Linked DNA regions of Mus musculus: region 1 is linked to region 2. A link is a loop called in an ENCODE intact Hi-C map of the cell type or tissue named here. Cell type or tissue: heart. All regions are shown on one strand. Links, peaks and the distances in the headings refer to the core of each region. The heading gives the core; the rest is flanking DNA.

Evidence for each region. Peaks named below come from ENCODE experiments on the same cell type or tissue, not always from the same donor. Only the 100,000 strongest peaks of a DNase experiment are listed, where the experiment ranks them.
Region 1: it touches region 2 in a loop (11-fold over the local background); 19 of 42 quality-filtered maps call a loop at or near these places.

What each region holds. Positions count from the first base shown.
Region 1 is chr11:57,773,213-57,785,608 of GRCm38, reverse strand. Galnt10 (polypeptide N-acetylgalactosaminyltransferase 10) reads right to left here. Exons shown (of 12, transcript NM_134189.2): 8 at 7,871-7,978; 9 at 4,338-4,559; 10 at 3,287-3,403; 11 at 1,770-1,919; 12 at 1-1,039. The coding sequence ends at 881. Among named protein-coding and RNA genes, the nearest start is that of 2010001A14Rik, 22 kb to the left of the region's middle. In heart, for the core only: no CTCF peak of the experiment used is centred there; a DNase peak (open chromatin) is centred at 9,568; H3K27ac peaks cover 253 bases.
Region 2 is chr11:57,468,386-57,480,781 of GRCm38, reverse strand. No RefSeq gene overlaps it. Among named protein-coding and RNA genes, the nearest start is that of Fam114a2, 44 kb to the left of the region's middle. In heart, for the core only: a CTCF peak has its summit at 5,461 (motif pointing left); no DNase peak of the experiment used is centred there.

The DNA.
Region 1 (12,396 bases), core at 2,590-10,589, 300 kb before region 2:
ACCGCCTCTGCTTGGGTCAGGGGTTGCCTGACACCTGGCTGCTTGCGTTATATGCCCACACGTGCCATGGCTCATCTATGCTTTCAACAGAACCACAGAACTTTCCAGAAACTCCAGGGTTCTGTGAGGTTGGAACCACAGCAGTCATTATCTGGGGGAAGCCACCCCCCAGGAGACTCTGGAGGTGATCCCTCACAGCACCGGTTCCTCTCCAAGGCAGGGAGCCGCCAAGGAAAAGCACGGAGAAAGGGCTTTGGAAGCATTGGCTGGGAGCTGTTCGGTCTGGAGGTCTACTTAGCCGGCTGAACTAGCCCTGACGACCTGGTGCCCAGGTAGCCCTGAAACTAGAACGGGCATCTGAAATACCCAGAGAGCCAGGGGAGACATCCTTTACATCTGGCTGCAGAGGAAGGGGCCCCTCGCCTGGTTGCTGGCCAGTGCTAGCTATGGAGCACTCGGAAGTCCCAATGGCCTCTCATTGCCCTGGACCAACACAGAAGCTGGGCAATTCTAGCAGTTCCCTCAAGAACAGGCAGACTTCCTTGCCAGCAGCTGGCACACAGGTTTAAGCTGTCCCAAGGCCGATACCACCTTCCTTTCTAGGGCACTGTCCTGTCTGCAAGGGCAACCTCATGGCTCAAGGCTGCCCAGGCGATTCCTAACACTTAGGGAACATGCTGACAGGCTGGTGAGCTCTGCTATGATGTGAGCAGGCTCCGCCTTCTTGGAGAGCCATTGGTATGGTCTGTTCTCCCCGTGGCCCCACCATGTCAGTCCTTCAAGAACCCAGCACCTTGGTGCCCACCGATGCCTCTTCTCCCACAGGAGGAAGGTTTATGAGCTCCACAGGAACCTGAGGGGTTTGTCAAGGTCTAAGGACTCAGTTCTTGTTGAAATTCTCTAAGACCGTCGAGTTGGTGTGTTCAAAGAGCCACTGCTGGGTGAGGGAGGAGGGATTGCAGGTGTTCATGAAGACCCTGTGGTCACTCTCGCTGCAGTCCATGCAGCTGCCGCTCACAGGGTGGTACAGCGTCTTGTCCTACAGAACAGGAAGGTTGTCAGTGGGGGAACACAGGAGCCATGACAGCAACAAGGAAGCAAGGCCCAGCGTCTCCTGTCACCTCATGATGAATGCTCCTTCTTTTTTTGTTTGTTTTCGAGACAGGGTTTCTCTGTGTAGCCCTGGCTGTCCTGGAACTCACTCTGGAGACCAGGCTGGCCTCGAACTCAGAAATCCGCCTGCCTCTGCCTCCCAAGTGCTGGGATTAAAGGCGTGCACCACCACTGCCCAGCTTGAATGCACTTCTAAGTGGGACCTTCAGCACGGCCTGCTTCTAACCAGAGTACTACTGCGTCCCTGCTGCACGGAATGCGTGAGAGCACGCTTCCTCCTTCCCCCTTCCTTCCTTTCTCTCTCTCCCTTTCTTTTTTCTTTCTCTCCTTTTGTTTCAGAGTCTTGCTATGCAACTAGGACTGACCTAGAGCTGTATGTAAACCAGGCTGGCCTCCATCTCACCGAGAGCTGCCTGCCTCTTCCTTCCTAGTGCTGGCATCTAAGATGGACACCACCATACCCCAGCATGGCTTCCTTTTTAAAATGCATGAGTCTGGGTTCCTGTCCTGTCTCTCAGGGCCAGGTCACTGGCAGAGCAGGATGAGTGGGCAGGATCTGCAGGGAGAAGCAGGAGGCACCGCAACCCTTCAGACCGACAGCCTAGCCTAGCGAGGAGGTGCTCGGGGGTCCCCCATGCCACACCACGCCCCCACACCTTGCGGTATTTCCACAGCTGGTTGCCCTTCATGCTGTGGCAGTCGTAGAGGGTGACTGGGCTGGTGTGGGAGACAGCGTCGAAGCAAAACTTCTTGGTGTGCTGAGGGTCTCCAGGCCGGATGTCCTCCCGCCAGGTGAAGGTAAAGACCTGCATACACAGGGACATTGCTAGACGGGTAGCAAGCACTGACATGGTCCCCGCCCTCTATACTAGTCATCATCATCATCACCACCACCACCACCATCATCATCATCATCACTTGAGATGGCACCGTACTGTTAGACTGGTTTCCATCAGTTGGACTTGCAGTGTGCGGTGTTCAAGACTCCCTGTGTCTGGTGAACACTACACATTCTTTAGCACACCAAAAGAGAGAGCCGCTCACATAGCACGGGCTGGCCTTGACCTCCCATCTCCTGCCTCAGTCTCCAGAGTGCTGGGGTTAATTACAGGTGTGTGTGCCGCCATGACTAGTTACGTGCGTGGTGTTGAGGATTTAAATCCAGGGTTTTGCACGTTAGGCAATCACCCTAGTAGGGCTTCATCCCCAGCCTTTTTTTCCCCAGTGTCTTTTTTTTGTTTGTTTGTTTAAATTTATTTGTATAGGCTGGGTGTGGTGCACGCCTTTATTTCTAGAATCCAGGAGGCCAAGGTAAGAGGATCTTTGTGAGTTCAAGGCCAACCTGGTCTACGTAGCAAGTTCCATGACAGCCAGGGCTACATAGTGAGACCTTGATTACAAAAAATATTTTTATTATTTATTTATTTTTTTAAAAAAGTATTCTTTTTCTCTCTCTCCTTCTCCCTCTCCCTCTGTGTGTGTGTGTGTGTGTGTGTGTGTGTGTGTGTGTGTGTTTCACCATGTGCCACAGCATGAATGTGTTGGTCAGGGGCAACTTTGGGGATCTGGTTCTCATCTGCTGCCCTGAGTTCTGGGGATTGAACTTTTTTTTTTTTTTTTTTTTTTAGCCCTGTAAGGCAGCAAGTACCTTTACTGGCTGGGTCATCTCACCGGCCAGCCCGAGGACTTTATAAGCAGAGTAAGACAGACACGGGGCAGGCAGCACATGCTGCCTGCGTTCTGAGGCGGTGCCTTCTATGAGTCATTATCCCGCAGAAAGATCCCTGATAGACCTGGCCAGAAGTCACACTCTTGTATCTGCAGAACCATGAGAACTTCAAGTATAAACTTTCATTCTTTATAAAGTACTCAGTACATGGCACTGAGTTTAATAACAGAAACCAGAGCAGATACATGCACGCACACTCGCGTATACACACATACACACACACACACACACACACACACACACACACACACACATGCACCCCTTATTAGTGAAATGAGCCAAAGTTGTCTATTGGTCCTAGGCATGAGGGCGGGAGTGTATCCGTCCAGGTGGTGTCACGTGCAGGAATCCCACCCCCCTTTCCCTGGTGCTCTGGGAGTTCTGAGACTCATCTCCTGGCTGACAACTGACCTGGGACCGAGAGCCCCTTTAAGTGGCCCTTACCTGCATACTGTTCCAAGCAGCCTCGCCTCGGCCCCGGATGCAGGTCTCGAGCCTCAGTGGGGAGCCCAGTGTGCCAAGCTTCGTGTCTGTGCACAGTCCTGTGCCCACATTGCGAATCTGAGGGAGGAAAGGGACCAGCCACTGAGACTCCTCGAGGTGTCCACTGGGCCCTGCCGGATGCTGGGGAGACTACGGCAGAAACCCCAGCCAGGCTGAACTTCGAACTGCCCGTGAGGAGCTTGCCCCAGGCTGCTGGGAGGTCCTCCGGGAGAAAGGAGAACCCTGTAGGGCAAGGTCCTTCTCTGGCCTCACACTGAGAGCACTCTATCCAACAGATCCAGGATCCATTTGACCCCAATTCCAAGGGCTTGAAGGGGACAGGTCTGTCCAGGGACAGTATCTGTCCAGGAAGCGATTCAAAAGGGATGCAAGATCTTTGCTGTCCACGTAGAATTATCCTTTCTGGTTAGAGAATGGCACAAGAAAGTGTGGGTTCTCCCCAACCCACTCCAAAGAACAAAAATGGCCCTGGCCCACACATCAGCCATGAAGGCTGGGGGTTGGGTTGGAGTTCTAGGCTGCACATTTGCTTAGGACGCACACATCACCCAGAGGCCAGGTAGCAACAGCAGGCTTCAAAGGTTCCGGTGAGAAGCTCGCAGGAGGGTGAGGTGGAGATGGGGGCCCTTCCTCAGTTGCCCTGAACCTGTTCTGTGTGCTCTTAGTCTGCATTTCCAATGGGGACCATAGGCTGTGTGCATGGCTCACCCAAGAGCACGGCTTAGAACGTGAAAGGTCCTGCGCTCCTGTCCCTGGCATCACAAGCCAAAGGACATTAGACACCAAACCAAATCCAGCAGTGTCTCATAGTCAAAAGGAAAAAATGGATGCTGACCCAGCGTAGCCACTCAGAACATTTAGTAGCACAACGGCACAAAATCAACGCCACCAGGACAGGGTCCAAGAGAGAAAGGGAAGAAAGGACTGTGACGTTTAGGCATTCCTGGGCACGTTCCTGCAGTGAGGGTCCAGCCCCTCCATTCACACTCACCTCCCCCCATGCCGCAGCCGGAGGTTCCACGGGTGGGTAGAACTTGGGCAGGTCCCAGGCAATTTTGGTCATAAACCACTTGAAGCTCTTACAGTTGAGGGAGACTCGGAGCTTTTTCTGGGCCACGACATCTCCAGCTGAGAGGTGGCGGTACTCCGGCCTGCGCTGGTAGATGTATTCTGCGTATTCATCCATCCATACCTCTGCCACTCGCTTCAGGTTCTGGAATGAGAGATGGGTGCAAGGGTCAAGCTTGCTGAGGAGCACAGGCTAGCCCAGAGCCATTTTGTCAGCCCCTGCACCTTATTTTTTGAGACAGGGTTTTTCACCGAGCCTGGAGCTAGGATAGCAACCAGCAAATCCCAGTTATCCCGTGTCTTTCCCTGGATCGGTGGTGGTTACAGGTGTCTGTGGTCTGGCTTCATATGTGGGTGCTGGGATCCAAACTCAGAACCCCATACCTGTACCCTGAATACTCTTAAGCCAGCTCTCCTGCTCTTCAAAGCCAATTTGAGTGGGACATTTAAAAAAATAAATTATTATTTGTTTTATGTATATGAATACACTATAGCTATCTTCAGACACACCAGAAGAGGCAATTGGATCCCATTACAGATGGTTGTGAGCCACCATGTGGTTGCTGGGAATTGAACTCAGGATCTCTGGAGGAGCAGTCAAGGCTCTTAACCCCTGAGCCATCTCTCCAGCCCGGTTTCTGTCATTTTTAACAACAGTTCCGATGGGATTCCATGACAAGAATAATTTGCACTCAGAAGGTCCAATCCCACCAGAAGGTGGGATCTCTAACAATCCTTAGAGGTTTGAGAGTTTTACTATGAGGCCTCAGGACAGCCAACTGTAAAACATCAACCAATGGCAACTGGATGTGGCCTTCCTTAGAGGGAGGTAGCCCTGGGCAAAGTGATGTGGAGACAGGAGGGTTGAGATCTTGTGCAGACTCCATTCAGAGCGAAGAGCACAAGTCTATGGGGTCCAGCAAAAGCCCCTGCTTGGAAACCTCTTCCTTCAAACCCAGGCCTCTTCCAATGGCCTGGACCCGCTTCCCCGCTTCCCCGCTCCCTCAGGACACCCAGGTAATTGGGTGGGCTCGACTTCTATCTCGAGGTTAAGCTGAGTTTCCCTCTGCAGTGTAACCAGTCGCACCTGTCTGTAAAGGTCTGCTTTAGGAGCAGACTGCATGGCGGGGCGGGGCGGGGCGAGGTGGCTGGACAAATGTTTTAGTGTTTTCTGGTGGGGATCTGCGTTCTGGAGACCAGATGGTCTCAAGGCACAGGGCTGTAAAACAGACAGGGCCCTATGTAAATGAGGGAGCAGGGCCGGGCGCCAATAAAACTTTATGATGTCAACCGCCATTTGATTTTCAAGTTGTCACAGATTCCCCTCCAATTGCTTAAAACTGTGAAAACTGTTCTTAGCTCATGAGCCAAGCAGAAAGTCACCTTCTCTGGAGCTTAGGGAGGCACGGTGACACCAGGGAGACCATGCATGGGAAAGAATCCTGTGGTAGATCCCCAGAGACAGCCAAGCTTCCTTGCTGCCACCGATACCACTGGAAAGAGAGTTCCTCTCACTGGGTGCCTCCACCGCAAATGCTGGGCCTGGTGGAAGTGGGAGGTCTCAGTGCCCTACACATCAGGAACAATCTAGAACACAGGGAAATCTCCGCTGGCCTGCATGTCAAGGCCTGGCCCCTCCGCCTGCTGCAGGGCTGCCTTTCAGTGACAGTGACAGGCTTGTGCAGTAAAAGACTGCACTGTTTATTCTAGAGGCAGATGTGCCACTCAAAGAGAGCATGCTGGCTCTCTCAGGGCCCTACTTGTCATTAGGAAGCAAGTGTTCTAGAAGCCTGTGAACTTTGTTGCCAAAACAGTAAGCCGACTTATTTCTGTCTTCCGAGACAGGGTCTCGATTGTGAAGCCTGAGTTGGTTTTGAACTCCCTGCTCCCTTTGTCTCTGATTCCAGAACGCTGGGGAGAGCAAACATGTTGCACGTGACCCGCAATTAAAGAAAGGGTGGCAGTGAGCTGTAGCCACGGTGGGTACAAGCACCTTGTGTACAGCCATACAGGCAATAGCTGGCCTTATAGGGAATAGGTGGGATGTACCACGGGGGCGGGGGGGGGGGGCTAGCTCACATCAAACACAGCATCTGACTGAGGACAGACAGATGGCCAAAGATGTTGAATACCTGAACGGGATTCAGCTGAGACACGGAGGCACCCTATCCAGCCCCAGCTGCTAACAGGGACGCAGCCACCAACCCCTGTGTGGGCGTCACGGCAACAGATGCAGGCGCTTGTCAGCCTTGAACTGGGCTGAGCTGGAGTTTGAGCTATTTGATGCATTTCATTTCCATCCAGGAAGCAGAGGCTAGAACCCTGGCAGAAGGGAGTTCACTGTGTCCCTGCTCTGCAGGGCGCCTGCTGAAAGGCAGGCTTGTGTGGTGGCTCTGCAGTCTTCTCTGGCTTGGGAAAGGATGCAGTTGGGGAGTGGGGCCCTGCTCGGGGGTCACTGTCCCCACGCTCCTGGTAGCCTCTAAGAGTAGCAGTCTCTAGCTTATGAAAAGACTGGTTGTTTTCCTGTTTGGAATTCCTCAGGGAGGGACAAAGGCATCTGGGAAGATGTCTTATCTGGAACCCAGCTCCCCTGTTAAGGGGCTGTCCACAGAGCAGCAGGCCTGGAGGCTGTCATTAGAGTCATTCACCACTAGAGGGCTCTGCTGCCCTGCCTTCTAGGCCATGTTCCGGCTCAGCAGTATTTGAAGTTGAGAAAAATGAATGAAAATGGCTCTCTGAGGGGGAACCGCTGGGAACTCAGGCCAGAGGGTCCCCCAAGGTTATTTTTGGGGTGTGTGGCTGCACTCTGGCCTCTCTAGTATCTCAAACATCACCGTGTCTTTTCAGAAGCGTCCCTTAGTTTTGAGGTTCCCTTTATTTAATTTATTTCCAATAAATTTTATTTCCCCAGTAAACGAACCCCATACTCCCTAATCTTGCTAATGATTATCCCTTGAAGTCAGCAGCCAACTTCAACCCCTGATATGGTTTTCAGGTCAATCACAGTTTTACATGTTTTGGGGGGAGGGTGAAGAAGATAACTATTTATTTACCACCCCCCTCCTGCCTCCCACCAAGGTTATCAACATAAAAGACCACCACTATGTCTGCTTGTCATGTTTCTTTAAATTACCCCGGTCAAGCTTTGTACCTCCACTAGCTCCACCACAAGTAACCCTCCTGTGAAATGACCAGTTCACTCCACCAACACATCAGTTTCCTGTCTTTTTTTGGTGCTGAAAGTATCAGAAAGGATTGAGTTTAATTTGTCGAAGCTCCAAACCCAGCCTCAGAGGACGCCGTCAGAGTCTCCATGTGGCCAGGCAGGGCTTCACCTAAGTTCCTTCTGGTTGGATTTCATTTGGAAATTGTCTACCAACCACTCAGCCTGGGGACCCAGGAGGCCTCCATGCTGCCAGAGGCTGTCCCCAATCCCCTGGAAAGCCACTAACTTACCCGGGCCAGGCTGACTCCGGCAGGGACCTTGTAGGGCACATACTTCCTGTAGATGTGGCCCACTCTGGAGCAGGGGATGTCCTCCATGCGGCCCCCACACATCCACACCTGTAGGGTGAGAAGAGAGGACAAAGGTGACCTAATGTCCCCATGCCCTCAGATGCCAGCATGCAGCCTGCATGGGCTTCACAGGTCCTGAACTCAGAATGGTGCAGAAAAATACTGCAAGGTGCAGAGAACGGCCAAGTGTGCACAGGGGCAGGCACAGACGCTGGGTCACGGACGTCGAAGGCCTGGCACCCAGTGGGCTGTGAGGGAAGGGAAGGCGGGGGGGGGGGGCTCTCGTCGGGGCATGACTAGACAGGATATCTTAATCCCATTCAACTTTACAAAGTTGGCTCTGCTCATGGGGCGTGGTGGGTGTGGTCCTGGGCAGATACTACAGTCCAGAATGGAGGCCACAGTGGCTTTGGGTGTGGAGGGTCCCAGCTGTTTCTGGGACGCCATCCACCGTGTTTTCACATTCTGTCTCCTGTGGATTGAGAGACTAGCACGGGATGACTCCAGTTCTGTACAGCACCCTTGCTGGGGCCCCACTGAGGGGCTGGGCTTCACATCCTAATCCATTCAGGGCTCTCAAAGGGTGAGAGGGTCTTTCTATCTCCTGCCAGGATAGATGTAGGATGTCCTTTGTGCCATTTCCCAGGGTGGGAGTTGTTTCAGAACGCAGGGGTGCTGTCTGGGCAGCGCAGTTCTATTCTGATGGTGGGGAAAGGAAAACCCCGGCTGGTCAATGGAACAGAACACTGGTCTCAAGATAATGGGCTCTGGATGCTAGATTAATGTCAAGGCCAAGCCAAGATCTGGACACTAGATTAATGTCAAGGCCAAGCCAAGAACTTTATTTTTAAAGCAGGAGATATTGATCAGCTGCCAGCCTCCCATCACCGCCACTCTCCCGTCGCCAGGGATTGATGGGTAAGCATGCTTTGCCAGGCAGGTATGCCTACTTGATGCCAGGCCACCCTCTGCCTTTCTGAGAGGTGGTGCCAAGCTGGTGGAGACAACTTGTGTATCCTGGTTTTGACCATCTTCTGTGACATGTGCACTAGCTAAAGCTGACCCAGCTCTGCTGTCCTTCCACTGTGCAATGGGCAAATGAAATCCAAAGCCTTCTTTTTCTTTTCTTTTTTTCTTTTTTTTTTTGCCAGGACCTCCAGCTCCTTTATCCCTGGCCACACCAGCCTGGCCACCAGCCTGATGCAACTAGGGTGACCTTGCTCTGCTGCAAGGTTTGAGGCAGCCAAGGTGTTCCCAGAGCTCAGGATGTCCTGAACTCACAGAGGACCTGGCTGGATGCTCTCCATGGATTCCTGCCCTGGATGGAGATGCGGAGGGCTGACTCAGAATGGGAATAAACCTGCTAAACCTTCCAGGCTGAACCTGCTGTTGACTACTGAGTCCATTGGACTACGCAAGATGCATCTTGCATAAGGTCATCAGCTTGAGAGCGGTCCCCATGGCTGACTTCCTCCTCTCGTCTCCCACCTCTTATCCTTGTCTCTCTCTCTACGGCTCTTCCCTCAGTCTGGAGAACTCCTTGTACCCTGAGCTCTGCTAGCTCCCTGCCTTCCTGCAGGCCCTGCCCTGACACCCCCAAGGGGCTTCTTGGCTCTCAGCAGGACTTGCACTTCCCTTCACTGCTTTCCTCTTAAACTAAACATAATTATGTGCACAGATGCATCTCGGCTGAGATCCTCCCGGGTGTCTGTGCCTGTCAGCACTTTCTCTGTGTGGAGGACAGTCCCACTCACTCCTCCTGGGCCCAGTGACCAGGCTAGCCACTTTTACTCCCTAGCCTTGAGGGCTGAGGTCTCAGGTCTTTCTCTTGGTTTTGAGAAAGGGTCTCATGCTCCTCTTAGCCAGGAGAGCAGTCATTGTCTGAAACAGAAGGGCCCAGCACATCCTTCTCTGGATGCAGCCTGCCTTAATTCTGCCTTGGATGAAGTAAAGCAGACAGCCTCACTATCATGATCTCCATCACCAATGTCTTCTGACACACATCTCTCAACCTCAGGAGTAGGGTCCCAAAACTGGGGTTGTCCCTTTTTGGGACAGAAAGCCAGAGACTCAGGTTGGCATTCTGAGTTGCTGCACTGGACACTGGCAGTCATGGTAGGGCCAAGCCCCAACCAGGGTGACCTTGCTCTGCCCTTAGTTAGTTACACTGCACCTTCAGGCCTTGCTCCCTTTACAGCCGATGAAGCTCCACACAGGGAAACTGAGGCCCGCTGCAGATAAGTTCCTCCCTAGCACACCACCCTGCTGGCTCCAGGAGGGCCAGGACTGCAGCTAGCCCTGGGACAGACGGGCAGCCGTCAGGTCACAAACCCTCGAGGAGCTTCCCACAGGTTCCCATAGGCTGCTGGTGAGCTGTAGGAGCCAGCCCTGCAGAGTGACCGACAGCAGACTGAGTGACTGGACCTGGCTTGGGGGGTTGGGTTCTGACCTGGGGAACTGTCAGTCCTTCAGGCCTGGCCTTTACATACACTATGTTGGTTTTGGTCTGGGTTACTGGTATAAGAGTACTGGGAATGATGGGGTCAGAGGAGAAGCAGGGGGTGGGGGTGGGGCACAGAGAGAAGAGAAGCAGGATGGGGTGGGGTGTGTTGGGGTGCTGGTGGGCTGAGCTACAGAGCCCAGTTTTAACCTGCCTTTAGAACTGAGAGGCCAAGCTCCCAAGCAGGAGACTCTGACACAAAGACCTCCACAGGAGGAAGAGGAGATCGGTGACTTCCAGACAGTTTCAGACTGCAACTTTCCTGACTTATTTTGAGGCAAAGTCTCATGCAGCCCAGGCTAACCTTGAACTCCTGATTCTTCTGCCATCTGGTGCTTAGGATCATAGGCACGCACCGCCCAGTTAGTTTATGCTGGGGCTCAAACTCAGAGCTCACACGCAACTGCTCTACCAAGTGAGCTACATCTCAGGTCCCTTACTTGTTCTTTTCATCCATCCGTCCGTCCATCCATCCATCCCTCCCTCCCTCCCATACAGGAATTGCGTAGTGCAGATCAGCCTTAGACTCACCAGCTCCTTCCTGCCTCGGCCTGCGTGCTGGGATAACAAGTGTACGCCATCATACCCAAGCAACGCATCAATGGTGGCGCAGGTGTAATAAACATATTAACTGTGTGGCAGTGACTCACGGTTGCTGGGCAAGCCCTCTACTGCCGAGCTACATCTTTAGCCCTGGAGTGAGTTTTACTCTTCTCCTGTCAGGAGAAACAGGCATGGCCTGGCATCAGAGCAGGGTTATTAATCTGGGGGGCCCGGTGGCAACGACGGATCCGTCATAATTTCTGGAGGTGCACTTGCGTCTCTCAGGCCATTGTCATTTCTGTCACCATGAAGAATGAATGGGGTCTCGGCAAAGAGAGAGAGGCTCTTGGGAGAGGCTGAGCCCTGGCTGAGACAGAGCCTGTGCTCAAAGAGACAGCATAGCAGCTGGACAGGCCTGCCTGGGGCCTGGAACATAGGCAGGACAGGCAGGCTGTCACTGTCCAGGGCAGAGAGAGAGAGAGAGAGAGAGAGAGAGAGAGAGAATGTCTCCCTCCCCGAGGCCAGGCCCCCTCATTATTCCAGCTCATTATCCCCAGAGAGTGCCCAGCATAATTGGATCAGATGGAATTCGAGCCAGCTTCCTTCCTCATTCTCCAGTGTGGCTTCATTAGCAAGTCTTTTGTAAATAAACTGAACCGGAGGACTAAAACAAAAACAACACCCCCATCATTTATTCTGCCGCGACTGTCTGATGAGGGACATTAGATGCGTTTTTTGAAATGTATGGAATAACATGAAATCCCCGTGGGCTCAGAGATCCCTTGGTGAATGACGCCCTGTCTGCTGGTCTCCTCCTCCGCAGCTCTGGAGAACAAGTTACTGCGGGGCGGGGAAGCAGCTCTGGCGACCACACAGTTGGCCCGGGCCACCCATGTCCAGCTACAAATTTCATGCAGCGCCGTCCTTGCCAGGCAATCCTTCAGGTGCTGGGGATGTAGCCATGAGTGAGCCACAGACAGATCCTAGATCTACTGCAGTGGAGTACCTAGCAACACTTCGCTATGCAGATGGGCCTGCTGCTGGGGACAAACCTGGAACAATGCGTCATGAGGTGTCTGGTGGATGGATTGGCGGCTTCACTACACTGATGGAATGCAGCCTTTGCCAAGCTAGATTACAAGGGCCGGGGAGACTGAGCCAACAGACAAGACCTCTGTGCTATGGCTCACAAAACCTGCATCCATGGCAGACACTGTCGCTTCTCAGTCTATACATAGAGCAGCCTCAGGATGCACAGCCACTCAACAGGCTATAGAATGTCGATTTTGGAGCTGGCAAGCTTGGGGTCAGGCCCTGTCCCTGTCACTGCAGACCGTGCAGTTTGAAGTGAGTGTAACATGAGCATGACCCTCACAGGTCTGACTCGTGTGAAGGGCTGCTGTGGCATCCTGGTTACCCTATG
Region 2 (12,396 bases), core at 1,544-9,543:
CTTCTGCTCTGTCTTTGCTGGTCTGACTATAGAGCCTACCTCACTTCGGCATGTGTAGAGAGACGCTGGGCTAAGTGCTGGGGAAACAATATGGAGTGTGTGTGTTCTGTTCGGGTTAGTTCATGCTGGTGGTTCTGGCTGAGCCATGGAGCAGCTTTGAAAGCCTCAGAGGGAGGGAGGGAGGGAGCGAGCAGCTAACATGTCTGGGCTGGGCTGGATGGCCTTGTCTCCGGCCTGCCTGTCCAGTCGGGTTAGCATGGCGGATGTTTACAGATGCTCTCATCGCTCCTTGTTGCTGCCTTGGCTGGTTTTGACTCAAGGAGCTGATACCTACTGTCCCTGGATGTGGGAACTAAGTGGGGTAGGGGAAGAGGGGTGTCTTAGTTAGGGTTTTACTGCTGTGAACAGACACCATGACCAAGGCAAGTCTTATAAAAACAACATTTAATTGGGGCTGGCTTACAGGTTCAGAGATTCAGTCCATTATCATCAAGGTGGGAGCATGGCAGTATCCAGGCAGGCATGGCGCAGGAGGAGCTGAGAGTTCTATGTCTTCATCCAAAGGATGTTAGTGGAAGACTGACTTCCCAGGCAACTAGGGTGAGAGTCTTAAGCCCACACCCATAGTGACACACCTATTCCAACCAGGTCATACCTATTCCAACAAGGCCACACCTCTAGATGGTGCCACTCCCTGGTCCAAGAATGTACAAATCATCACAAGGGGGAAGGGAGGATAGTCCACATCCAGCCAGAGTTCATTCTAAGCTCTGGGCAGGCTGATGTGGGAGGGCTGTTAGACACTTTCCACTTGGCCCCGGGTAGGCATCCAAGCTACTGACCCCACATGGTGGGGGATGGACAAGGGGCAGCCCCCAACCAGGGGCCCCGGGGCAACACCCTGTAGCCCCGGGGTTATGGGAGAGAGGGCATAGGGAGAGAGGTTTCCACACAGGCGAGAGAGTCCTTAGTCCGGGCCTTGACTAGAGCACAGGAAGGCCTTCCATCAGGAGATTAGAAACGGCTCACTAGAGGAAAGCCTATTCCATTGTCCAAGTGCAGTGGGCCTTGATGAACAGATAGTCTGTGGTTTTAGAGCATTATTGTAGAAAGGCAGGGGAAAAGAGAGAAGGTAGAAAGAGAGAGAGAGAGAGAGAGAGAGAGAGAGAGAGAGAGAGAGAGAGAGAGACCGGCCCTGGCCAAGAGGAGAGAAAGGTGAAAGGGAGAGAGAAGAAGAAAGGCTAGAGAGTAAGAAAGAGAGAGCAAGAGAGTGAGAGGAGAGGAGAAAGAGAGGAGAGTAAGGGGAGTAAGAGAGCGAGGTGGGGCCAAGCAGCCCCTCTTATGGTGGGCTGTTATCTTACTGTTGCTAGGTAACTGGGGAGGAGTTTAGCCTGAAGGTCAGAAGCTTGGGACTTTGTCTATGTGACTACTGACCATGGTTCTCCTGTGGGGGCTGTGGGAGAGGTAACTTTGACAGGAGTCAGAGTTCCAGGAGACACGAGGGAACTCCTACCGTCCCATGTAGGTGAATTACCACCACCGGGTCCCGGGGTTCCACAACCCAGCTCGACTGGAGACCAGACTGTCTGTGTATGTAGCCCAATGCCCCACACCTGGAACTGCAGAATTATGAGCCACCAACAGCTAAAAGGAAGCTCACACAGGGAGCACTTTGAATAGGAAGTACTGTGGAATGTACTTTAAATTCTCATAACCACTTGGGGGCCAAGGTAATGACACCCCCAGTTTGGGGGCTGCAAGACTACTGCAGACAGGCTCATAAAGTAATCTCTGCTCTCTCGCTTCCCAGCTCTGTGGCAATGGATAAGTAATCCACTCTTCAATTTGATCTGTAAAATCAGTCTCGTCACACTGTGATCAGTCGTTGGTGGGTTGATCTGTGTAAATCATCTACGGAGACCCTGCCTTGTGACAGTGTCCCAGATACTGTCCTGAGTATGTATCATGTAATGCTTACACCATTTAATCCTTACAACCACTCTGCTGTTAATGTGCCTATTTTATAGAAGAGGAAACTGAGGCATGGGAGAGTTATGTCATCAGTCTGAGGTCACAGAGGTGTCTGTGATGGGGCTCAAACGCAGAGCACCAGAGTTCCCGCTTTCCATGACGTGACACGGTCACCATGAGCTGTCAGCAGGGAAACCAGTTTCATTCTTGATTGTTAGGATAATGACCGTGAAAGAGACCAAGAGGCCTGGCTTTTAGATGTCCCAACTCTGTGTGCAGAGCCTCTGCAGTGAGTCTGTCCTGTGATTTTTAGCCTCATATGTGTCCTGTGTTAGTCCCTGAAGGGACTGGCACAGAGATGCCCATCCAGTGATAAAACCTGTGAGGGAGCACCTGCTTGGGGTTTCCCAGAGCCACTAGACTTGGCATAGAAAGGACAATATGGTCACAGAACATGTTCGACACAGCAGGAACAAAGGCCTCGGTTATGTAGGGACATCTGGGTTGATTAGTGTAATTAGTGATGAGAAAGGAGGACATGCTTTGCCTAGCAGCTATGCTTATTACACCCCCAACACTGGAAAGACCTAGACTCGGATACAGCCATACTATGTGATTCTCAGCAATTATAGTAATGAACCCACAATAGATCTTTGTAACAGCTGAGGTCAATCCCAAGGGAATTAATTATGCGGATTAGGGGAGGAAAAAGCCCCACGGGCTACATTCTGCATAATTTTATTTATGTAGCATTAAAAAATGACAATATAATCAGGACCGGGCTTCTTGTCTGATGTCTGGACATCAGCTGAGTCTAAAGATAGACCAGTCTTCAGTACCATGAGGGTTCTAGAGTCTGTGGGGTGCCCGTCCCATTCGGGCTGGAGGGCAGAGCAGGAGCAAAGACCCCACAGCATTCCCGTGAGAGGACTCAGCTGCAAGCCAGCACCAGGGAGGCACTCAGACACACTGAGTCCCAGCCAAGGCCACATGGAGTCAGAGTTGGGTTGGTTTGGCCAGATCCTAAGGAAGAATGAACTGAACAGGAAACATGGGAACCTCTAGTTGGAAGGAGTGCCCTCTGTCAGGGCAGGGTCGGACTTGAGGGGGATTGCTGGACTCCACAGTGCTCCCCCTAGTAGCCCAGAATCCCTTGGAGGAAAAAAAAGTATCAACTTTCTCAGGTTGTATCTTCATCAGGTTGGTCTGTGGTCAGCTGTGGGGGAATGTCTTCATTGTTACTAATCCACTGTGGGTGGTAGCATTCCCTGGGCAAATGGGAGCCGATGAGAGAGCCGAAACGTCTTCCTCCACAGTGTCTGACTGAGATCCTGGGCTGATTTCCCTTTGTGATTGACTGTGACCTGGAAGTATAAGCCGAAATAAACAGTTTCCTTCCATCAGTTGCCTTTGGACAAAGACTTTTTTCTTCTTCTTCACAGTGGTAGATATCAACCTAGAATGGTGTTCCTTCCACTGTCAAGCAAGCAATGACGGCAAGCAGTGTGGGTCCTTGAGACAGGATGCTGTGCCTCCAGGAGACCCTGCTAGAGAAACATCTGTACCTGGAAAGCAGAGGGTCTGGCTGGTCAGGGAGGGAGGGGCTGCTGGAGATGAGATTGCTCACACCGGGAAGAGGCTGGCTCCAGGGTCTGTAGAAGATCAGAGACAAGAGAGGTGGGGGGAATGGAGCTACCTGGGAGCTGATGGATGGGAAGGTGCGGGATTCCCATGACCTCAGGGCTTTCTCACACCCTGGCCATCCGGCCTCTGCCTCATCATCTTGCTAAAGTATGACTGCTTATCCTAGGAAGTGATGGCCACAAAACAGAAAAAAACAGGCCTAGCCTCAGGATGACAGTTGTTCCCAGCCTAGGAGAGGGTGAAGCCAGAAGGAAGTGAGGGAGAAAGGCCACGCAGGTGTGAGACTCCACAGGAACGCAGCAGCAGAGGCGAAGGGCTACACAGTGAAACAGTCCACACGCTAGTTAAGCCTCTGTGGTCCATCCATTTGCCTAGGAATTTCATAAATTCATTCTTTTAAATAGCTGAGTAGTACTCCATTGTGTAAAGGTACCACATTTTCTGTATCCATTCCTCTGTTGAGGGGCATCTGGGTTCTTTCCAGCTTCTGGCTATTATTGAACAACATTCTGAACTAACCAGTACCCCGGAGCTCTTGACTCTAGCTGCATATGTATCAAAAGATGGCCTAGTCGGCCATCACTGGAAAGAGAGGCCCATTGGACACACAAACTTTATATGCCCCAGTACAGGGGAACGCCAGGGCCAAAAAATGGGAATGGGTGGGTAGGGGAGTGGGGGGGGGGAGGGTATGGGGGACTTTTGGGAGAGCATTGGAAATGTAATTGAGGAAAATACGTAATAAAAAATATTTTAAAAAAAGCCTCTGTGATCGACTTTACTGTTCATTTTTGACGTGTGCTATGTGTCTAGGCAACCCCAGGTGCTCTGTGAACCCGATTCCTCTGACTGAGGACTGCCTTCCTTGTTCCCCATCATCCTATTACAAGCAAGCTAGAATTAGATCAGGGTGTCTTGGAATTTATTCTGCCTGACCAGAGTCCTGCTGGCTGGACAGAGAAAAGTAGGGGGGTGTACTGGCTAGTTTTGTGTCAACTTGACACAGGCTGGCGTTATCACAGAGAAAGGAGCTTCAGTTGGGGAAATGCCTCCATGAGATCCAGCTGTAAGGCATTTTCTCAATTAGTGATCAAGGAGGGAGGTCCCCTTGCGGGTGGGACCATCTCTGGGCTGGTAATCTTGGTTCTATAAGAGAGCAGGCTGAGCAAGCCTGGGGAAGCAAGCCAGTAAAGAACATCCCTCTATGGCCTCTGCACCAGCTCCTGCTCTCTGACCTGCTTGAGTTCCAGTCCTGGCTTCCTTTGGTGATGAACAGCAGTATGGAAGTGTAAGCCAAATAAACCCTTTCCTCCCCAACTGCTTCTTGGTCATGATGTCTGTGCAGGAATAGAAACCCTGACTAAGACGGGGGGGGGGGGGGGGAGGAAGATAATGGCTGGTCTTAGCATCTTATGTCTGGCTTAGACAGCTCGCAGGTGGGAAACCTCAAACATACCTCTTACCTTCGTGTCTTGGTTTCTGATTCCATAGCTTTGGGAATCAAAACAGGAAACAGGAGCCAGTGGGGTAAGGCAGCAGTGAAAGGTACTTGATGCTAAGCCTGAGTTTAATCTGTGGGATCTACAATGGTGGGAGGAAAAAAAAAACACACAACAACTCCTGAAAGTTGTCCTCTGACTGCCACACAAATGCCCAGGCATGTATGCGTCCCTTACCAACAACCAACCAACCAACCAACCAACCAACCAACCAACCAACCAACCAACCAACCAACCAAGTAAAACAAAACGAACTATAAAAATTCCCACCAAAACCCAAACTAGAAATCTGCTCTGGATTCCAGAGTGCTTGGCTCCATCTGCTGGCCAGTTTTGGTCACTGTACCTTTTTGCCATAATGCACACGCATAACGTCCTCTGTTATATTGCGGAAGACTGAGGCTTCTAGGACATTTCGGTCTACTGGGGAGGCTGGGAGAAGGCTGTGCACATCACAGTTATCCTGAGAGTCCAGTGAGTTGCTGTCACCTCTGGGTCACACTGGTGGTGTTTTCAGCCCTCTGGATCTTGATTCATGATAGAGAATTCCCACGTGTTAGGATTGTCAGGTACTGGAGACCCTAGGGCCTGATATTTCTGATGGTCGCTGTTTTTGTTAGAGTTTTATTGCTGTGGAGAGACACCATGACCAAGGCAACTTTTATAAAGGACAACATTTAATTGGGGCTGGCTTAACAGTTTCAGAGGTTTAGTCCATTATCATCATGGTGGAAAGCATGACATCATCCAGGCAGACTTGGAACTGGAGGTGCCAAGAATTCTACATCTTGATCTGAAGGCATCCAAGAGGATACTCTACTGCAGGCAGTCAGGAGGAAGCTCTCTTCTATAGGCAGCTAGGAGGAGGCTCTCTTCTGTACCAGCAGAGCTTGAGCACTGGGAGACCTCAAAGCCCACCTATAGTGACACACTTCCTCCAACAAGGCCACGCCTCCTAATAGTGCCATCCCCCCCTGGGCCAAGCATTCAAACCACCACAGTCACAGAGGCTCATGCAAAAGCAGGACTTGCTCCAGCTCACACACTCAGGTCCTAGTTTTCCAACACCAGATCCTTAGTGCACAGGCTGCCTCCTCCGTCTCCAGACTTCCTGTCCTGGCTGATCCTTCTTTTCCTTTTCCCCTGAAGTCAGGAGAGCTGAAGCAATAAGCACAGTGCTCTATCCACTTGTTGCCATGGCAACCGCCTCCTCCTGTTCCTGGCTTCAGTCTGACTTGGGGTGTTCAGCCTCCTCTCCAAGCCAGAGCATTCCTGGCGGGATGGACCGTGGAGGGAGAAGGGAGGAGATCCCCTGTATTTGCCTGCAGCTCTGGCCCCCTTCCCTTTCAGCCTCTCGGAGCCTCAGGTTCCCCCAGCCAATCAGTTCTGTGAGATGGCCAAGGATGATGAAGGGGTGGTTGGGTGTAAAGTGCTCTGGGAGTTAGTGAGCATTCAATGTCCATCAGTCAGGACCCTAGGAGCTAACTGCTGTCTGGTTAGCGCAAGAGCTTATGGAGCCCCAGAGCAGGGAGACACATGGAGAGCTGGAAGGCAATTCACAGAGAAGTGAGAAGAAAGGACTGTGGCGAGCGGATGGAAGCACTTCCCATGTTCAGGGACTGGCAGGATTAACATTGTGAAGGTGGGCATATTACCAAAAGAGATGAACAGGTTCAATGCAGACCCCATCCAAAGTCCAATGACATTGTTCACAGAACTAGAAAGCACAATGCTAAAACCCACAGGGGAAGCACAAACACCCTGCACAGCCAAAACGACATTGAGCTAAGAGCAATGCTGGAGAGATGACGCGAATCTTAAGCTAGGTGACACTTACAGCAACAAAACAGCCGGAACTGGCACGAAGCACGGCCTGTCGACCAGCAGAAGAACCCTCCCCACCACAGGTACGAAAACATACACTGGAGGAAAGATGGCCTCTGGACATGCTCGCGTAGAAGACTGAACTGGACCTGTGTCATGCTCAGCCAAGGTCAGCTCAAAGTGGCCCACCTTAACGAAAGGGCTGAAACTTTGAAGTGAATAGAGGAAGACTCTTCAAATCTGTGGGCATGGGTGAGGTGGAGGTAGAGGCAGGAGGATCAAGAGTTCAAGGTCATCCCCCGCTACATATCCAGTTTAAGTCCAGCCTGGGTTGCAGGAGCCTCAGCCTCAAAAATGATACAAAACAATAAGATCAGAAGTAAAACAAAGACATGAAAATAATGTTTAGTATTTTTATCCACTGGAGAAATGCAATTCAAAACTACCGTTGAGAGTCCATCTTAACCCAGTCAGAATGGCTGTTCAAGAAGACATGCTAGCCGTGGGAGGTGGAGAGAGAGAGAGAGAGAGAGAGAGAGAGAGAGAGAGAGAGAGAGAGAGAGAGGATGGATCCTCTACCTTAGCACTGAGTATCCGTTTCCACAGTTCACCTGCCCCTCCTGCATTGTTGTCTCTGAGACCCCCTAAACATTTCCAGCAATTGCACGACAGTTTTTTTTTTCTCTCTCTCTCCAAGTCACTTGGCTTGGTGGCGGCTTTGGGGAGGAAGCTCCTAGTTCTTCAGGGAAAGTGCGTGTTGCAAGCTGTGACAAATACTGCTGCCGTGTTCTGCACAACAGACTGGCTGTCACCCTGGGTACCCTCCAGGACCCATTGAAGACTCTATCCTCCACAAACCATGCACAGAGCTGCCAAGCTCCCAGTAGCTGGTTTGGTCTCCTTGAAGCGAAGGACCTGCCCACACGCAGCTCACGCTGTAGCTACTTGGAGGCCTTTGCTGATTGATGCGAGTCCGTTCCCAGGGTTCTCAGCTGCCAAAGCTGTTCCTGCTGGCCCCAGCTCACCTTTTCAGTGTGTTGTGAAGTCTTCTTGGGTGACCTGTAATACAGGAATCCTCCCTTTCCAAACGTCTCAGGACCTCTGTGCCCAGTGTAGCAGAATTATGTCACATCAAGGCCTCTTTTACTAGGTTATGAGCCCATTAGGCTTCCTGTGTGAGTGGAACAGAAAACTGCTAAGTTAATTTGAGTTAATAGAATCTGTTAAATATAGAGGCTGGGTCTGGGTCTGGGTCTGGGTCTGGGTCTGGGTCTGGGTCTGGGTCTGGGTCTGGGTCTGGGTCTGGGTCTGGGTCTGGGTCTGGGTCTGGGTCTGGGTCTGGGTCAGGGTCTGGGTCGTCTGGGTCTGGGTCGTCAGGGTCTGGGTCTGGGGGTCTGGGTCTGGGTCTGGGTCGTCGTCGGGGTCGGGGTCTGGGTCGTCGTCGGGGTCGGGGTCGGGGTCGGGGTCGGGGTGAGATGGTTCAGCTGCTAAGGTGCCTTGGAGACAAGCATGGGCTAATGTTCCATCCCCAGAATCTCACGTTTTAAGAAGCCAGTGTTTTCTTGTATAAGACTTATACTTTCTTGGTTAAATTTATTGCAAGACGTTTCATTGTTTCTGAGGCTATTGTGAATGGCCATATGTCCCTGATTTCTTTCTTGGTACACTTGTTGGAGCTGGGAAAGCTACTGACTTTCCTGTGTTAGTTTTGTAGCCTGCTGCTTTGCTGAATGTGTTTATCAGCTTTTTTTTTTCTGGAGTTTTTAGGGTCTCTTATGTGTCAAATCATATCATCTGCAAATAGATACTTTGTATTTTTCCTTTCCTGTTTGCACGTCCTTGTCTCCTTCCGTTCTTATTGCTCTAGTTGAGGCTTCAGTTACAGCATTGAAGAGGGGCGGGGAGAGTGGGCACCTTGTCTTGTTCCTGGTTTTAGAGACAATGCCTTGAGGTTTTCTCCAGTGAGCAGGAGGTTGGCTGTGGACTTGCTCTAAACTGCCTCCATTGTGTCGAGCTGCATTCCTAGCAAATCTAGCTCCAAAAGGATTTTGTCCGAGGCCTTTTCTGCATCTAATGAATTTTTTGTCCTTAGATCTTTTTATGTGATAGATTACATTTGTTGATTTACCAATATTGAACCATCCCGGTGTCTCTGGGACGAAGCCAACTTGATAATAATATTTTGAAATGTGTTTTTGAATTTGGTTTGGAGGAAGGGTTCTATCTATCTATCTATCTATCTATCTATCTATCTATCTATCTATCTATCTATCTATCTATCTATCTATCTATCTATCTGCATCTGTCTTCATCAGAGATGCTGTCCTGTAATTTTCTTTTCTTTTTCTTATTCTTTCTCTCTTTCTTTTTCTCTTTCTTTCTTTTCCTCCCTCCCTCCCTCCCTCCCTCCCTCCCTCCCTCCCTCCCTCCCTCCCTCCCTCCCTCCCTTTCTTTCTTTCTGTTTTTGGGTTGGTCTTTGTGTAGTTTTGATATAGGGTAATACTAACCTCCGAAAAGGAGTTTAGTAATGCCTCTTCCTTTTCTATCTTATGGAGTAATCTGAGGTGTGTTAGTGTTCGTTCTCTTTTGAAATCCTTTTAGAGGAGGATTCTGCTCTGAATCCATCTGGCCCTAGGCTTTTTTGAGTTAGGAGACACCACGTGGGTGCTGGGAACCAAACGTGGGTGCCCTGGCAGAGCAGCAAGTACTCGTCTCTCCAGCCCGTCCCCAGCCACTGTGTTAGGTGTTGTTGGTTCTTTCAGTTGAGTCATTTGGTTATTGATTTGAGATTAAGTTTTTTTTTGATGTAGACACTTAGTGTTCTAATCTTTCCTAACCTCGGGACTGTCTTCCCTTAGACTTTAGCATGCTGTGTTTTCATTTCATCCACCTGTAGGAATTCTAAAATTTCTCTCTTGAGTTCTTCCTTGTCCCAGTTATCACTCAGTGGTGGGGTTGTTCCCAGGAGTTCTTTCAGTTCCTATCATCTTTGACATAGTCCGCTTTATTCCGTTGTGCTCAGACAGAAGGCAGGATATTATGTCAAATTTTCTATAGTTGTTGAGACTTGCCTTGAGTCCTGATATGTGGTCTATTTTGGAGGAAGTTCTATAGGCTGAGGAGAAGAATGTAGGCTCTTCTGTGTCCAAGTGACATGCTCGGTGCACGTTTTTTTTTTTGCTCCATTTAATTTATGACATTATCTGTTCCCAATGTTTTTCTGTTTAGTTTTTGTCCCATCCCTTGTCTGTTGGAAGGAGTGAGGTATCAAAGTCCCCCACTTTCACTGTGACCTGAGTTCTAATAGTGGGTTGTTGCTGTATTTCTTTCTTTCTTTCTTGAGACAAGGCTTCTCTGTTTAGTCCTGGCTGTCCTGGAACTTGCTCTGTAGACCAGGCTGGCCTCGAACTCTGAGATCTCCCTTCCTCTGCTTCCCAAGTGCTGGGATTAAAGGTGTGCACCGCCAGCGCCTGGTTAAGAATGAGACTGGGCTGACTCTGCCCCACAGTCTCCATTGTGGTGGGGATGGCTTAGTGTCAGGAGCTGCTTGTGATTGCGGTTCCAGGAGTGTGATGCTGATTGGTCAAACCTAGGTGAGTCAGGAAGCAGGAATAGACCAATGAGGTGCTCCGCTGGCTCCCCTCCCCCTTTTTTATTCACTTTGGCAGACCAGTTTGTGGAGGGGTGCCACTGACTTCCAGGGCAGGTCTCCCCTGCCTTGCAGTTAAACCTCTCTGAAAACTCCCTGCTCTCTGAAAACTTCCTGGCAGAGACGTTCAAAGGTGTCTGTCACCAGTGCCCAAGGCATTTCTAAATACAGTCATGTTTACAGTAACAGTAGCCCAACCACAGCTAGGTTGGGATGTGAGCTAACAGCTTCTTGGGGTCTTAACTGCTGGGCACTGTGACCAGGCGTCGAAGTCTATACTCTGGTATGGAACTTTCTTTGAGCAAACACTGTCTGAATTCATACAACAGTAACTAACGCAGGGGCATTGTGGGGGGCGGGGGGAGCTCCCTGAAGAAGCTGAGAGACAAGCTGATCTTCCCAGAGCTGGAGAATGTTCACAAGTGTTCAAGAGAAGGGACGAGAACTGGTGTGGCAGGGGGTGGGGTGGGGGTAGGGATCAATGAAGGTATGAGAACCGGTTGGATCTGTTCCAGTGCTCGGGGATCCAGAGGAGGTAGAGGTACTTCTGTGAGAAGACAGCACGCCCCAGGGAACTTATGATGCCATTAGGGGGTACAGTTTCAGTGTTCCCTGTGCCCTGGACCCTCTAGAAGTAGTCTGAGAAAACTCCCCACTCTACCTCTTTGCCCACCCCCCCTCACACCACGAGACTCCGTTGACTTCATGTCTCCTAAGCCTCTTTTTCTCAAGGAGCATGTGAGGAGCAGGTACGTTACTCACCTGGTCAGCAGCCTCTCGTGTCAAATCGGCATTATTTCTCATTAGCATGATGTCACCCGGCTTACCAGACAGGACTCTTAGCCCCTTGCCTGTACAGGAAAAAGGAGACTTAGAGAGACGCCAAGAACCTCTGCCTGGTGCCCTGGTCCTGTTGTGGGAACTCGTGAACCCTGATGGGCACGAGAAATCACGTGGGAATGAGGTCTTTGTCACAGTGCAGATGCCAGTGACATACTCAGAAGGGCCTAAGCACCTGCTTCTGTGACAAGCACCCAGGAGTGATGATGTAGTCAGCGTGGGGACTCCATACTGAGGTTCACCTTGAAGATCAGTGGGTGTGACGGGAGAGACACTTTCATGGATCTCACAATTTAGTCATGGATTTAATGTTCATTCTTACTCCCAAACGAGGCAGTATTATTTGTTTTTTTTTTTTAAAAGGCCTTGTTTTTAATTGTATAAATGCACTTATATCTATAGGTGATATATGCATATTGAGTGCAATACCTGCAAAAATCAGAAGAGGGCGCCAGATTCTGTGTCCATGGTGTTACAGGGAATTGTGAGAGCCCTGATGTGGGTGCTGGGATCCGAACTAGGATCCTCAAACACTCTCAATCTTTGACATGCTCCTAACATTTCTCCAGCCCCTTGTCTTTTATTTTATATGAGCCCACAACCAAGACTTTGGAGATTTAAATAGACTTTTGTAGCAATGGAAGTTTTAAAGACTTGGGGGTGGGGGATTTTTTGGAATTGAATTGTATTTTATATTATGATTTTAACATGTTACTTTGGGGACAAGGGATGGAAAGTTATGGCTTAAAGTGACATGCTTGTGGGTCAAGTTGACAAAGGACAGATCATGCTGGTTAGTTTTTAACTGGTAACTTGACACAAAGTGGAGTCACCTGGGAAGAGAGTTTTAATGACTCTTATCTAGATGTTGACCTGTGGGCACGTCTCTGGGGACTGCCTAGATCATCTGATATAGGAAGACACAGTCTGTTGTGGGCGGCACCATTCCCTAAGCAGAGCAATCAAGCA